2 separate regions of the Mus musculus genome follow, and region 1 is linked to region 2. The links are chromatin loops, found by intact Hi-C in ENCODE. Cell type or tissue: gastrocnemius. All regions are shown on one strand.

What was found. Peaks named below come from ENCODE experiments on the same cell type or tissue, not always from the same donor. Only the 100,000 strongest peaks of a DNase experiment are listed, where the experiment ranks them.
Region 1: it touches region 2 in a loop (3-fold over the local background); 30 of 42 quality-filtered maps call a loop at or near these places.

Annotation. Positions count from the first base shown.
Region 1 is chr17:66,204,629-66,212,628 of GRCm38, forward strand. No RefSeq gene overlaps it. Among named protein-coding and RNA genes, the nearest start is that of Gm20742, 16 kb to the left of the region's middle. In gastrocnemius, a CTCF peak has its summit at 4,333 (motif pointing left); no DNase peak of the experiment used is centred here.
Region 2 is chr17:66,152,437-66,160,436 of GRCm38, forward strand. No RefSeq gene overlaps it. Among named protein-coding and RNA genes, the nearest start is that of Ddx11, 33 kb to the left of the region's middle. In gastrocnemius, a CTCF peak has its summit at 802 (motif pointing right); a DNase peak (open chromatin) is centred at 4,021.

The DNA of each region.
Region 1 (8,000 bases), 52 kb after region 2:
TTATTTATTTATTATATGTAAGTACACTGTAGCTGTCTTCAGACACTCCAGAAGAGGGCATCAGATCTCATTACGGGTGGTTGTGAGCCACCATGTGGTTGCTGGGATTTGAACTTTGGACCTTCGGAAGAGCAGTCGGGTGCTCTTACCCACTGAGCCATCTCACCAGCCCAAGGCCATCCTTTCTTAAATATGTGGCTGGTCACTCCATTTGTTTAGATGCTTGGTTGGTGGTTTAGACCCTGGAAGCTCTGGCTGGTTGATATTGTTGTTCTTCCTATGGGGCTGCAAACCCCTTCCGCTCCTTCAGTCCTTTCTCTAACTCCTCCACTGGGGACCTCGTGATCAGTAACATTTTCATAAGCTAACCACAAATTTGCCAGGGACAACAATCCTATTAATAATCTTTTTGAGAGAAAAACTAGCAAATCTACGTAGTAAAATGTCTATATTGGTCAAAGTGATCTGCTGGTAAGCCCCAGTCTGCATTGAGACTCTAGTTACATTTGTCACAGACAAGAATCTTGTCTTATTGAAGAATAAAAGTCCTCCATCAATGAAAGTATTCCTAAGGAGAAGAAAGTCCTTCCCGCTGTGCTGCACAAGTCATTAATTGGAGCCCTGTCGAGACAGAGGAGGTGACATGCCTTGAGTTTGAGGCCAGCCTGGTATACATATCATGTTCATGACAGCCAGAGCTACGGTGCCTCAAGAAAACAAAACATGGGGTAGAAGAGAAAGAAGAACTGAAGGTGAAGAATAAAGAGAAGAAGGAAAAGGAGAAGGAAGTGAAAATGATGAGGAGGAGGGGAAGAGAAAAGATGGAGGAGGAGAAAGAACAACAGGAAGAGGAGAAAGAAGAAAGAAAGAGGAAGAAAAAGAGGAAGAGGAAGAGGAAAGCATCATGCTAGAGAAACTCCAGTAGTTCAAGTCTATAGAATGGCAAACAGTATGGTGTGGCATAGCAGCTCACTGACCTGGAGCGGATAATCTAAAAGTGAGATAATCCACACAGTGAGAGACATCTGATTCTACAGAAAGGTGGTGATGGGAAGCTGCAGGGAAAGGCTCACTGTGGTCAACAAATGGTGCTGGGAAAACCAAGTTTCCCACCTGTGGGAGATTGAAGTCCCTCTGACCACACATTAAGATTATTCCAAATGAACCAAAAGCTGCAAGGGCAGGGCCTGAAATGCTCCAGGAAATCACAGCACACATAATCAATTAAGCCTAGGACTTTGAAAATTATGTGGGTAAGGTAGGAGATGGACTTAGGAATTAATATGTGGGCTTCCCTGAAGTTTAAAAACTTCTGCACAACAAAGGAAAAGTGACCAAAGGAAATAGATATCCTGCAGAGCAGCAAAACAGAAAAACAGTTGTCAACTCTAGATCTGGTTGATATTTCAAAACACATTGAAATCTGTAAAACTGTTGGGTCTCTGTACCAGAGTACATCCTGCAGGGACCCCTAGTTGGGCTGGCTAGAAGGAAAGGTCCCAAGAGGTTGGGGGTCTGGCCAGAGGAGCCAAAATGTTACAGTTCTTCAAGAGGTAGCTAGGACAGGGCAGGCTATTGGACCTCTTCTGCTTCTCCAGCAGCCCTGGGATGAGATGACAGTTAGAAGCCAGGGCAAGAGCTGGAGGAGCGGCTAAGGAAGTGGCAGGATGTGGCTGATGGTGGGGCTGTGATGGGCAGCCTATTTTGGTTGAATGAGGCTTGCTCCGGTGACCCAGTAGAAAACTCTACAAGGGATGGAACAACCACTAGGGAATGTGCTAGTACTGGGCAGTATGTCCTGAGCAGGAGAGTCAGGTCAGCAAGCCAGTCAGCATCCCTCCTCTCTAGGCTCCCTTTCACTTCCTGCCTCCAGGTTCCTGCCCTGTTTGATTTCCTGCCTTGACTTCTTTTCAAATGGTTAATGATCAGGATATGTGAGTCACATAAGCCTTCTGTGCCCCAAGTTGCTTTTGGGCACAGTGTCTGTCACATCAATACAAAGTAAACTACAACAGACATATACTTTATACACTGATCCTCATCAGGCAGTGGGATGTTCAATGACAAAGCATGAAGAAGGAAGGGAGGCTGGTAGACCCCGCCCCCTTGGAGAAAGGGGATTGGTGGGCAGAACTTTGGGGGATGGGCAAACCCTAACTGCCACAAGCTGTTGTTTAACTTACATTAACTACCCCACTGTCCAAGATGAGGTACTGAGTGAGATATGCTGCCTTCATCTCCACATGACATTTTGACATTTCTCACTTTGGGGCAGGGTGGTCTCAAGTCAGGGTTTCTCTGCATAGCCCTGGTATCCTAGAACTCCCTCAAGAAGACAAGGCTGGCAAGGAACTCAGAGATCCACCTGCCTCTGCCTCCCAAGTGCTGGAATTAAAGGTGTACACCTCCACCCCAGGGCTTCCTCGTGGCATTTCTATCTGTTCAATACCAAATGCGGAGAGCCCAGTGTTCATCCCCAGCCACTAGGCACAGGGATGTCAGCAGAAAGGAAATAATAGGCTTCTTGTTCCCCTGAGGGAACACAGTTTTGGGCGGGCAGGAAGAATACATTTCAGGCATTCTACACAGCAGGGTAATGGTCAGCAATCTCTCCTAAGATGTTCAGAGCAACTGCCAGCTTCCTTTGCCCTTGACATCTTAAGTAGGCAGCATGAAGACCTGGAACCCATTGATGGAGGGAGTTGGGTAGGGAATCAGCCAAGTTTGGATTCTTTCCAGAGTCAAATCTTAATGTCTTCATATTCTGTGCCCAGGCCCCAGCCTACTGGGCCTCCCTAGCTGAACAGTGAAGAGGCAGGAAATATTGAGGCTGCAGTTGACCTGGCCTATGGTGCAGGTCCTGTACTGGATAAAAGTCAACCAAGAGAAAGAATATGAAGGTGACAGATCTAGGAGTCCTCTCTCCCTTTCCAGAAGGCTCTCTACAAAGCTGAAACAGGAGTTTGGAGACATATCTGTCTCCTATTTTTTTTTTTAATACTAGAAACTAAATATACAAAATACTGAAACTTTGCTAACAGCCTAGACAGAAGGCACCTTATATGCGAGATGTCACCACATCAGTCAAGGCATGCAGGGGACAAAGCAAGCCTTTGTCCTCAGCCTCTAAAAGAGCTAGGTCTAGTGAAAGAATGTTGGCATGGGTGTACTGTTCTGCCATGGGTGTACTGGAATGACAGCTGTGAGAGAGACCTTCCTAGTGTCCAAAGAAACACTGCTTTTTTTTTTTTCTGGATGCACCGCTCCATGCCTCTGAGAATGTGATACTGCTGTCTGAGGGAGGACAGGCATGGCTGAATGGGACAGCTCCCACATGCTGCTCTCTGGGAGGCCATATCCAAGTGCAGAGCTAGAACAGTCACAGGGACCTCCGAGGACTGATGAAACAAAGGGCAGTCCTCAGCACAGCAGGGTGAAGATATCGCCAGGACCAAGGAAGCCCTCAGGAACGTGTGTCCTGTGACTATGAAATTGATCCTGGCAGCTGGGTAGGAACTAATGAACTTAAAATTCTGGCTAGCTGGGCCCTCACCAAGTATCCAGAGCTGCTGTTCACCCCATCCCACGCATGGGTCATGAAAGCCCAGCCTTTCTTGTGACAGAGGCTGACATCAGGCCCTGAGGCAATGAGCATCTCAGGAGGATACATAGGGGAGGTGGTGCTGGTGGTGTCCTAGGTCTGCTGTGCCTGTAGGAGGAAGGAGGAGTATCTCAAGGACTGATAGGATGTGGGGTTTGCTTAATTGGCCTCTGCCTCCAAAGAACAACCTGGTGAGGACCTGTCACTTCTGATGAGACAGGTGCCCCCTCATGAGCTCCACTGTAGGCTTCTCCCTGTAGAAGACAGTTAACCATCAAGGCAGGATGCTCCCCACTTTGGAAGAAGAGAGATGGAAAAGTCTTCAACATCCTCTGAGGCTTCTCCTGCAACTTTTGAAAAGTGCTTGCCATAAAGGGAGAGGGCAGTGCCCCTGAAGGAAGGAGAAAGTACTGACTTAGGAGGAGACCTCGGGCTCAACAGATGTTCCACACCAAAAATTCATTCATTCATTCATTCATTCATTCATCCATACATTCTCTCTCTCTCCCCCTCTCGCTCATGCCTCCACCCTCCCTCTGTCAGAGAAGAAGATTAATGGTCCTAGAATGTGATCAGGTTCTCCTGCCCGTGTTCCTGGTTTCCAAAGTCATGAAATTTGTTGTTCTGCCTCCCATAGCAGGATGTTTTTGGATTCAGGTCTCTGAGCTCAATGCCCTATTTCCTGGCAGTCACAGAAACTTTGCCAGACTGCTGCCTCCCAGAGCACCCAGCCTGCACTGCACTATGCTGAGCTCTGCTGCCCTCTGGTGGTCATGGGTTCTTTCCTTCGCTGGGATCCCCACTCTGCAGCAGGGCATTGCTTTCTCCTTATCAACTCCAACATCCAGATGATCCTGTCTGAGTGATCCACAGACTTCATTAGATCCACTGGGGTCCCTCTGCTCTTTGGAAACACCCTGGAAGAATTCCTAAGTGATCTTCGCATATCACTGGAACCTGAGAGGTTGGAAAAGCTGGCAGGCCTCGGCCAAGCAGCCTAGGCTTGTCCTGCAGATGACCCTCTCTAGGCACGAGGAGTCTCCAGGTTTCCAGCAAGGGCAGAAACCGTGTGGTAGGGCCTCCTTGTGTACACAGAGAAAGATATCCAGGCCAAGCCTTCCACTGTGCTTAGGGCATGAGCACAGTAGTAGTGAGATCAGTTTCTGGGAATCCTTTAACCTGGGTCCAGGTTGAGTTCCCATAGAGGACTACATAGAGCAACTTCAGGAAGGAGGACTGGGTTGGACTGAAGATAAGGGGAGGAGCCCTGCACTGAAATGCTGTCTCCCAGCACTTGGCTGATCAGTGAGTGGGAGGGAGTGGATGACATGGAGTGGATGCGTGTTTAGCACTTGGCTGATCAGTGAGTGGGAGGGAGTGGATGACATGGATTGGATGGGTGTTTAGGGCTGGGCTGGGCACTTTGACCTTTATGTTTTGGTATGAACACGGATACTCAGACACATACCCTGGCTGTCATGTTAAAAGAAGAGTTCTCCATGAAGAGCTCATGGACATCTGTCCTGCAGCTTCCAAGGGAGGTCAAGCAAGCATTTTTTTTGAGGAGCAGTGAGCATACTAAGAAGTCCAGGTTCAACTCAGTGGCTTGATGGAGGTCACACAACAAATGAGGTCTCTGGGTCCCTCCATTCTGCATCTTGCCGCCCCCTTGGGTCCCCTGAATCAATTGTTTCTCCCACTGCCTGTCCCATTGATCTTTCATTACTGGCCATACATGCTGTCTCTAGACATATGTTTATTACCATGACATTGTCAACTGTATTTAGTAATACTTTCATACTCCATAAGGATCCTCATTCTCCATAATGAAATTAATGTGGCTTGATATTTCAATCCGTTATAACAAATGTATGATATTCCTAGGATACAAGCCTGGGAACATAGCCATTTCAAAGAGAATTATTTTCTCTCTCTGGAGTCTATTTGTGCACAGTAGAATGTCTGTCTGTGGCATGCTAGTTTTGCAGACTCAGGCATGTTCTAATTTTTTAGCTCTCAGCTCTTGCTCAGAGACCCGAGGAAAATGCATTTGCAATTAGTACCCATCAGGTGACAGATGAGTGGATTTCCAGTGACACCACTTCCTGGTTTACAGAGGCTGCCATTCTCTGGGTCCTCATATGACAGGGACTTCTTTCTATCTGCACTTCAGTGCATGCTAAACTCCTATCCAAGGGACAAAATCTGTCCCTGCCTCCCTACAGGAGGCCTGTCTCTAAACACTACTCCCCAGCTGTTATTTTCTTACCATTTCAATCTGGGGAAGATTCAAGGATGGGACTCTTTGGAGCTGCAGGCTGTAAAAGAACCCTGAAAAACAAGTCTTTATTCCTGCGAGTTTGCTGAAGCTCACACAAGGGACAGCCACTGAAGAACACCCGGAGCGGGTGGGCTGAGCTCTTCCTGGGACTCTCGTTGAGGGGACAACCAAAGAAAATGAGAAGCATGGAGACAGTTTGGCCCCATGACATGTCTTCAGCCAGGAGCGGTTCTAAGCGCGGAGGCCTGAACAGACATGAACAAGGTCAATGCTTCTCCCTTTATGGGGAAAAAGTGAAGGAGAAGAAATTGGGGGGGGGGAGGGAATCATTCATGATCAGGGTCCAAGTCTTTGCAAAGATCCTTCAGACCAGCCCAAGATTATAACAAGGCTCTTAAGTGTGATCTATGTCCCATTTTTTCCCCTCAGAATCTCTCTTCTGCACAGATGCACAGATGATGTGTCATACCAAAGTCACAGAACAGGGAAGGCTAGGATGGTGTGGCCTGAGTAGGTCTCACTTGGAATAGTCTTGGAATTTTGCTTACTCATATTTGGTGAACCATAGTGTTTCTGTGTATCTTCTAGTGGGTGCCTTCTCTTCTTGAGCACCTGTTAAAAATTGGTACATATGGGTTTTCAGCTGCCCAGAGCTGGGACCTGGCACTTTGTCCCTGGATCCCTGTTAGGATGTTGTCCTGCAGCTCACCTTGGGTGTTCTGTCTGCAGAGGAGGTTCCCTGTGCTCTTATCTCAGAGAGCATCCTGCCCAGACTCCACCCAACATTACCATTGTATGACTCCCTCCGAACAGGTTCTGGGGCACTGAAGAGCTCTCAGGTCTGCTATGTCCTGCTCTAGGTTTGATTGCAAGACCAAACTCAATGGATTTCACATGGCTGTCTGCATCTAAGCAGGCGTTTAATTTCTAGTCCATGTGTTGGGATTGTCTGGTCTTGTTTGGGGACAGTATTTGATTGCCGTTATGGTCTGTTCAGATTGTCTCAGGGCATATTCTTTCTGGAGATACCAAGATTCCTCTGCTAAGAGTAATATTCAGGTATTAAATAAGTGTCGATATCATCATGGCATGGAACTTGAAAGTTGAATTCAGAAGCTGCTGCTTCTGGAGAGCAGCGATATCAAACAAATGGAGCGCAGATGCTGTTCTGTGACTTTCAGGAGAGCAGTAGTGTGCTTCTACATCCCTGCAAGTCCAGCGTAGGCTAATTTTACAGAGGCAAGCCCACACAAGGACTGGGGAAGGCACCACATGCTTACGTAACCCTGAGGTAATCCTCTTTTCTGAAGAGGCTGGCCATGAAGTGAGGTTGAGTACCTTCCTCGACCTCTGCTGATAGACAGGTCCGGGGGAAAAAAAATCCCAACACATGGACTAGAAATTAAACCAAAGTAGGTATATAGGAGTCCTTTGGTTGCAACAAAAGAAAAAGGAAGAAAAAACCAATAACAAATAAAACCAGCACCCTGCACTATAGGGACAATACCCCAACCAAAGCACAGATTTATACACACGGTGTTTCTTTTTCACTTACAGTTCCCTCACAAATGTTACATGTGAACAGGAAGCGAGAGTATCCCTCCCACCACATCTGCACTGTGGCTGTCTTTACTTTTGCCTTCAGGGACTTTTTCCTCCCTAGTGATAATGCCAAGCATGTATGTAGGGGGCTAAATGAGGTTTGTCCACAGAGGGAGGGTCATGTGCTTTAACGCCTTGTCCTCTAGTTGGTACATCTGATTGGGAGGGATTAGGCAGTGTGGCCCTGTGGAAGAGCTGTGTCCCCTGGGGCTGGGTTTGTAGGTTTCCAAACCCAGGGCATTCTCAGCGATTCCCTCTCTGCCTCCCACTTGTGGACCGAGTGAGCTCTCAGCTGTTCCTCTCCCAATGCCTTTCCTGTACCACAGTAGACTCTCAGTTTGTAGATAGGAGTCTGAAGTACACATTCACTTTTATAAGTTTGCTGCCTTGGTCACAGTGTCTTATTGCAGCAAAAGTAAGGAAGAGGCAGACCTTAGTCACTACTGTTTTAGTGGATCAAATCCCCTGATATTTTTACTCATTCCCAAGTCAAAGCCAATAGATACTTTAGTGGCC
Region 2 (8,000 bases):
CTTGTTTGGCCTCCCTTGGAAGCTGCAGGACACATGTACATGAGCTCTTTATGGAGAACTCTTCTTTTAACATGACAGCCAGGGTATGTGTCTGGGTATCCGTGTTCATACCAAAACATAAAGGTCAAAGTGCCCAGCCCAGCCCTAAACACGCATCCACTCCCTCCCACTCACTGATCAGCCAAGTGCTAAACACGCATCCACTCCATGTCATCCACTCCCTCCCACTCACTGATCAGCCAAGTGCTGGGAGACAGCATTTCAGTGCAGGGCTCCTCCCCTTATCTTCAGTCCAACCCAGTCCTCCTTCCTGAAGTTGCTCTATGTAGTCCTCTATGGGAACTCAACCTGGACCCAGGTTAAAGGATTCCCAGAAACTGATCTCACTACTACTGTGCTCATGCCCTAAGCACAGTGGAAGGCTTGGCCTGGATATCTTTCTCTGTGTACACAAGGAGGCCCTACCACACGGTTTCTGCCCTTGCTGGAAACCTGGAGACTCCTCGTGCCTAGAGAGGGTCATCTGCAGGACAAGCCTAGGCTGCTTGGCCGAGGCCTGCCAGCTTTTCCAACCTCTCAGGTTCCAGTGATACGTGAAGATCACTTAGGAATTCTTCCAGGGTGTTTCCAAAGAGCAGAGGGACCCCAGTGGATCTAATGAAGTCTGTGGATCACTCAGACAGGATCATCTGGATGTTGGAGTTGATAAGGAGAAAGCAATGCCCTGCTGCAGAGTGGGGATCCCAGCGAAGGAAAGAACCCATGACCACCAGAGGGCAGCAGAGCTCAGCATAGTGCAGTGCAGGCTGGGTGCTCTGGGAGGCAGCAGTCTGGCAAAGTTTCTGTGACTGCCAGGAAATAGGGCATTGAGCTCAGAGACCTGAATCCAAAAACATCCTGCTATGGGAGGCAGAACAACAAATTTCATGACTTTGGAAACCAGGAACACGGGCAGGAGAACCTGATCACATTCTAGGACCATTAATCATCTTCTCTGACAGAGGGAGGGTGGAGGCATGAGCGAGAGGGGGAGAGAGAGAGAGAATGTATGGATGAATGAATGAATGAGTGAATGAATGAGTGAATGAATGAATTTTTGGTGTAGAACATCTGATGAGCCCGAGGTCTCCTCCTAAGTCAGTACTTTCTCCTTCCTTCAGGGGCACTGCCCTCTCCCTTTATGGCAAGCACTTTTCAAAAGTTGCAGGAGAAGCCTCAGAGGATGTTGAAGACTTTTCCATCTCTCTTCTTCCAAAGTGGGGAGCATCCTGCCTTGATGGTTAACTGTCTTCTACAGGGAGAAGCCTACAGTGGAGCTCATGAGGGGGCACCTGTCTCATCAGAAGTGACAGGTCCTCACCAGGTTGTTCTTTGGAGGCAGAGGCCAATTAAGCAAACCCCACATCCTATCAGTCCTTGAGATACCCTTACCCCCTTCTACAGGCACAGCAGACCTAGGACACCACCAGCACCACCTCCCCCATGTATCCTCCTGAGATGCTCACTGCCTCAGGGCCTGATGTCAGCCTCTGTCACAAGGAAGGCTGGGCTTTCATGACCCATGCGTGGGATGGGGTGAACAGCAGCTCTGGATACTTGGTGAGGGCCCAGCTAGCCAGAATTTTAAGTTCATTACTTCCTACCCAGCTGCCAGGATCAATTTCATAGTCACAGGACACAGGTTCCTGAGGGCTTCCTTGGTCCTGGCGATATCTTCACCCTGCTGTGCTGAGGACTGCCCTTTGTTTCATCAGTCCTCGGAGGTCCCTGTGACTGTTCTAGCCCTGCACTTGGATATGGCCTCCCAGAGAGCAGCATGTGGGAGCTGTCCCATTCAGCCATGCCTGTCCTCCCTCAGACAGCAGTATCACATTCTCAGAGGCATGGAGCGGTGCATCCAGGAAAACTTTGGACACAGGAAGGTCTCTCTCACAGCTGTCATTCCAGTACACCCTTGGCAGAACAGTACACCTGTGCCAACATTCTTTCACTAGAGCTAGCTCTTTTAGAGGCTGGGGACAAAGGCTTGGCGTGTCCCCTGCATACCTTGACTGATGTGGTGACATCTCGCATATAAGGTGCCTTCTGTCTAGGCACCTTTCTGAGTTCGAGGCCAGCCTGGTCTACAAAGTGAGTTCCAGGACAGCCAGGGCTATACAGAGAAATCCTGTCTCGAAAAAAAAAACAAAAACAACCCCCAAAAAGCTTAATAATCATAGAATTTAGGAATTTTAGGAATTCTTATAAGATCACCATCAAGACTTAAGAAGTCATCTATTTGTCTAAAAACAAAACAAAACAAAAAATTAAAGTGTAGTGTGTGTTTGTGGAACTTTCCATTAAATGTTTATTTCCTTTTTCAAGACATTTAGTTTCTCCCTCCCCTCCTCTCTCCCTCCCCTCCTTCTCCTTCTCCTTCCCCCTCTCCCCCTCCCTCCCTCATTTGCCTCCCTCTCCGTCCCTCTCCCCTCTCTCTCCCCATCCCATCTCTCTCTCTCTCTCTCTCTCTCTCTCTCTCTCTCTCTCTCACTCTCTCTCTCTCTCTCTCTCTCTCTCTCTCTCTCTCTCTCTCTCTGTAAGCTGTGCATGTAAGTGCAGGCAATTATGATGACCAGTAGAGGGCTCTGGGTCACCTAGGAGCTGGAGGGAGTAGTGATGGTTAGTGTCTAGACATGAGTGCTGGGATCTAAAATAAGATAATCTCAAAGAAAAACAGTCTAAGCTCTTACCATGAGCCCTTTCTCCAGACGGCCCCACTGTGCTTCAAGAGTGGCTATTGGTGAGCTGCACTTGACTGTGGGCAGGGATGTGTCTGTTAGTTCCTCCCAAGAAGAACTAGTTAGGCTCTGACTAAATACTGAGTTTATCTTTAGCAGGAAAGACTGTAAAAGGACACTTGCTGTTCTAGAAAGTGGTACTGAACTGCACAAATGATCCGTTTTGAGAAATGAAAGAACTGGAATTCAGAGCAGAGTGACCTAAAAGTGAGACAGAGGGGAGGGTAAGGAGGCAGACATGTGTCCCACACTACAGATCTTGCTGCCTGAGTTGAGCATGTGCAAACTTCAATCTTCAATCTAATTATTATTGTTTTTTGACAACACCTAGAATTGCTACTTTGTGCAAAGGGCTTTCTTTCCGAGTGTCAGGACTGAGAATCTATAACCACAGGAGACATTTGTGGATCACCCTTGATCAAGAACAACCTGGCCTGGAGTGTTTCCTAAGCCCACTCAAATGTTTTGTCAGAGAAACAGCAGTACTAGTGATGTTCAGGCTGTGCCAGGAGCAAAAGTCAAATTTGCCTTCAGCAATGGTCCTGCTCTACCAGGCTCCTTGGTTGATATCCGTGTCATAACCACTCGGAGTGTCATGAACCTCTAGCTTGCTACATGGAAACTCCAGCTAAAAAGACATCTGGGATATGAAGATTGCAGTTTTCCAGAGACTCAAGTCAACCAGGACATGCAAATAGCAGGGTGACATGGTGATTGAGTCAGACTGCAGGATGGAAACCTGCTACAGCCAAAGTGTCACAACTCCTTGAAGGTAAAGCAGCGGGAAGGGCTCACCTGGCCACCCAGGAAGAACAGACTTTTTTACCAGGGAGCAGTGCCTTTGCAGACTTGAGCTCTTGTGATTGATGCCGGGGCTTCACGCTCCTGACAACTACCTGCAAGAACTTCCCTCTCTCTGACTGGTAGGAGCCCCTGGCCACATATGGCAAGACACACATGAAAAGCACTGCCAAAGGACAGCCTTCCACATGTGCCCGGATATTTGTCTCTCGTCTGGGAGAGTTGAGGCTCTCTTTCCAGACCTGAGCTCTGTGGATACCTTAGCCCCAGTGCTAAGGTAAGAAAAGTAAAGAATCCCTAAGTTGATGAGCACAGGTACCAGCTGCCTTCCCTTCCTGGCTTATGCCTCTGTTCTTCCTTTCACCTTGCACTGGAAGCTGTGACCCTCATAGATTGTATATCTCAAGCTATGGCACCTGGGACATCAGCATGCCCAGAGTGAAAGCTTCATCCTGCTGGCCATTCGCCAGTGAGTGTACTCCACGAGCATGGGCTAGGTAGGGGAAACCACTTCTGAGACCTTGTCCAGGTTCTGAGGTTGGAGCCAATCAGTCTCTGGTTGTCTTCATTGAAGGAAGTTAGGCAGCTCTGGGATCCTCTCAGCTTTTTTTGTGCCTCTGCCACACTCACCTGAGGCAAGGTGCCTGGACCCTATGGAGTGGGCCCACATAGAAATCACACACACATAAATACATACATGTATACATATACATGCACACAGGCATACACACACACACCCAAATCTGTCACCTTGATCGTCCTTCTGTAAGACAATCCAACCTCTGTCTATTCCTTTTCCTGATGCTTTTCCATGACACTTTCAGAGGCCCAGTGCCATTTCCTGCATTGACTCAGAGCACTGCTTTGGCCTTTCACATCTACTGACCTCTGCATCTTCTCAAAGAGCTGTGACTGCCAGGGCACAGGTGAGATTAATGGGGAGGGATAATGAGCATTTGAGGAGCCCCACGACTCAGCAGGGTTCATTACTTGTCAGCACTGCATTCATGGTTGCAATTCAATAGCTTATTGAGGATGGGTTTGGCGTTTTCAGGTTTTCATGTCTGCCTAGCATGCTGTCTTTGTCATGATCAGGATCCACACTTAATGCCTGACTATAGATATTAGAGTGCAGAATGAGGTATCCACTATCTAGTGTGTAGTCTCTAGTAGGCAAGCTTCCTCCACTTTTTAGGAATTAGAACCTGTAAGACACAGGTGCAGAGACCATCACACACAGGTAGCACAGCTGCTGGTGGGGGAATCGACCTAGAGATGTACATTCACAGGCCCCCTCCTCAAATGAGGTTTAAGGCAGGACCCTTAGCTGATTTACCTTGGACTCAGTTGAAGAAGATGGGGGAGGGGACAAAAAAATCAGTGGAAGAGTCTGTGGTCTCAAAGCCTTGGATTCTCTGCAAACTTTGGGAGGCATTAGTAATAGCTTTGTGACTTGGAAAGGGGATAAGACATATGGCTAGGGGAATGACTCTAGTGTTGATAGGGAACTTATCAATTATATGACTTCGGCTTCTCCTGCTGTGAGAAAATAAACAACAGGATGGTTTGTTCTGGTTCAGATGTGATGATGCCTCATGGTGGGAACATCAGGGTGTTAGGAGAAAGAGCAACTGATGTCATTGTGTCCATGGTCAGGGATCCCAAGCAGCTGAAGGATGAGAATGTAGCTGTTTTCTCAGTTTGATACAGCTGGAAATGCAGCCTGAGGGAAGGTTCTAGAAAACATTCTTATGTTAGAGAACAAACACTCTGAAAGACACACCAATACATGCCCAGATGTTTCCACCCAAGCACACACAGAGCCTGTCACAGTACACAAAGGAGGTAATTTCTGGGAAGCCAAAGTACCCATAGAGAGAAGTACTTTACGTGCAGAAAGATCATTTCAGATCAAGACAAATGCTGGCTACAACAGGAGAGGGGAGGACACAGGGGAAGAGCTGTGAAACTGCATGTGGTGGTTTGCACATGCTTGGCACATGGAACAGCACTTGTTGGAGTAGGTGTGTCACTATAGAGGTGGGCCTGTAGACCCTCCTGCTAGGAGCCTGGAAGCCAGTCTCTTGTTTGCCTTTGGAACATGATGTGGAACACTCATTGCTATGCCTGTCTAGACACTGCCATGCTTCCCACCAGAATGATATGGTCTGAAACTCATGACCATTGAGTCAGCCCCAATAAAATATTATACGTGACAAGGCAGTAAAATATTGCCTTGGTCATGGTGTCTCTTCACAGCAATGGAAACCCTAACTAAGACAATGCAGGGGAAGTAGGAATCACCTCTTGCCAGGGGGAAAAACTGTTGAGAGATGCAGTGTGGCTCACAAGTAGGAGGCCATCATTGGCCCATCCACCGTCTTAGGGAACACCACCTCTTTTCAGTCTGCTGAGTAAGTAGGAAATGGACGCCCACAGAGAGAAGGCAAGAGCACTGCCTGGTTTTTGTCAACTTGACACAAGAGTCACAAGAGAAGGAAAAAAAAAATCAACTAAGAAATTACCTATAGGGCTGGAGAGGTGGCTCAGCGGTTAAGATCACAGACTGCTCTTCCGGAGGTCCTGAGTTCAGTTCCCAGCAACCACACAGTGGCTCACAACCATCTCTAATGGGACCCGATGCCATCTTCTGATGTGTCTGAAGACAGCTACAGTGTACTCATACATATAAAATAAATAGAAAAAAATAAGTCTTTAAAAAAAAAAAAAAGGAATACCTCCACTTTTTGACCTGTAGTCATATCCATGGGCTTTTGTTTTTTTGTTTTTTTCGAGACAGGGTTTCTCTGTGTAGCCCTGGCTGTCCTGGAACTCACTTTGTAGACCAGGCTGGACTCGAACTCAGAAATCCACCTGCCTCTGCCTCCCGAGTGCTGGGATTAAAGGCGTGTGCCACCACTGCCCGGCAATGGGCTGTTTTCTTGATCCCTAAGCAGTGGTTCTTGGTCATTCAAGAAGGCAAGCTAAGGAAGTTGGGGAGAACGAGTCAGTAACTTTCCTCCATGATGCTTGCCTCTGCTCCTGCTTTACTCCTTACCCCAGCTTTCCTCAGTGAAGGGTTAGAGTGGAATATGCAAAGTAAACCAACCATTTGCTCCCTAACATGCTCTTGGCCATGGCCTTGATCACAGCCATAGAATCATCCTGGGACAACAAACAGCTGTAGGTAGTCGCACTGCCCAGGAACTGCTGCATGATATTTGATTAAACTCTGAACCCAGAGATTGTGCTTTTTTTTTTTAAGATTTATTATTTATTTATTATGTGTAAGTACACTGTAGCTGTCTTCAGACACCTCGGAGGAGGGCATCAGATCTCATTACAGATGGTTGTGAGCCACCACGTGGTTGCTGGGATTTGAACTTGGGACCTTTGGAAGACCAGTCAGTGCTTTTAACTGCTGAGCCATCTCTCCAGCACCCTGTGCTTTTTCCTTGAATAGTGTGTTCCTAGTTGTAGTATGACTCAACCTTAGCACACATATTTAATCACAGAGAAGGTGAAGTACTATGTAGAAAGTAGCATCCTGTTTAAAAGTCATGTCTAATTGAGTGGCAGACAAAGTGATGAATTCAAGAAAAATTTAACAGAAGAGGATATGCCTCACATGAGAAGAGAGAGGAAAAAGAACTACTTAAAAGAGAGAAGTTCAGAGAGAGAGAGAAGAAGAAGACAAGGAAGCAGTTTTACTGGGGAGGATTTTATAGGGATCAGGAAAAAACAAAACAAAACAGGAAGGGGTGAGCTTATTCCAAAGTAAGTCTTAGAGGCTGAAAACATTCTAGGCCTGGATAAGATCATATGGAGGCTCTAGGTTTCTAGGACTAGGCTTAAGCTATCCTCAGAGACTACAATTGCACTGAGAGATAAAGCATACATTTGCAAGGGAGAAACAGTGAACCACTGTCTTAGGGTTTCTATTCCTGCACAAACATCATAACCAAGAAGTAAGTTGGGGAGGAAAGAGTTTATTCAGCTTACAAATCCATACTGCTGTTTATCACCAAGGAAATCAGGACTGGAACTCAAACAGGTCAGGAAGCAGGAGCTGATGCAGAGGCCATGGAGGGATGTTCTTTACTGGCTTGCTTCCCCTAGCTTGCTCAGCCTGCTCTCTTATAGAACCAAGACTACTAGCCAAGGGATGGTCCCACCCACAAGGGGCCTTTCCCCCTTGATCACTAATTGAGAAAATGCCTTACAGTTGGATCCCATGGAGGCATTTCCTCAACTGAAGCTCCTTTCTCTGTGATAACTCCAGCTGTGTCAAGTTAACACACAAAACCAGCCAGTACAACCACCCTAGTTCATTGCTTGAGGGGAAGCAGGTCCTGCCTCTGAAGGAGCAGGAGCAGGAGCAGGGATGAGGATCCAGAGAGGGGTTCTTTTATTGGGTCCCTC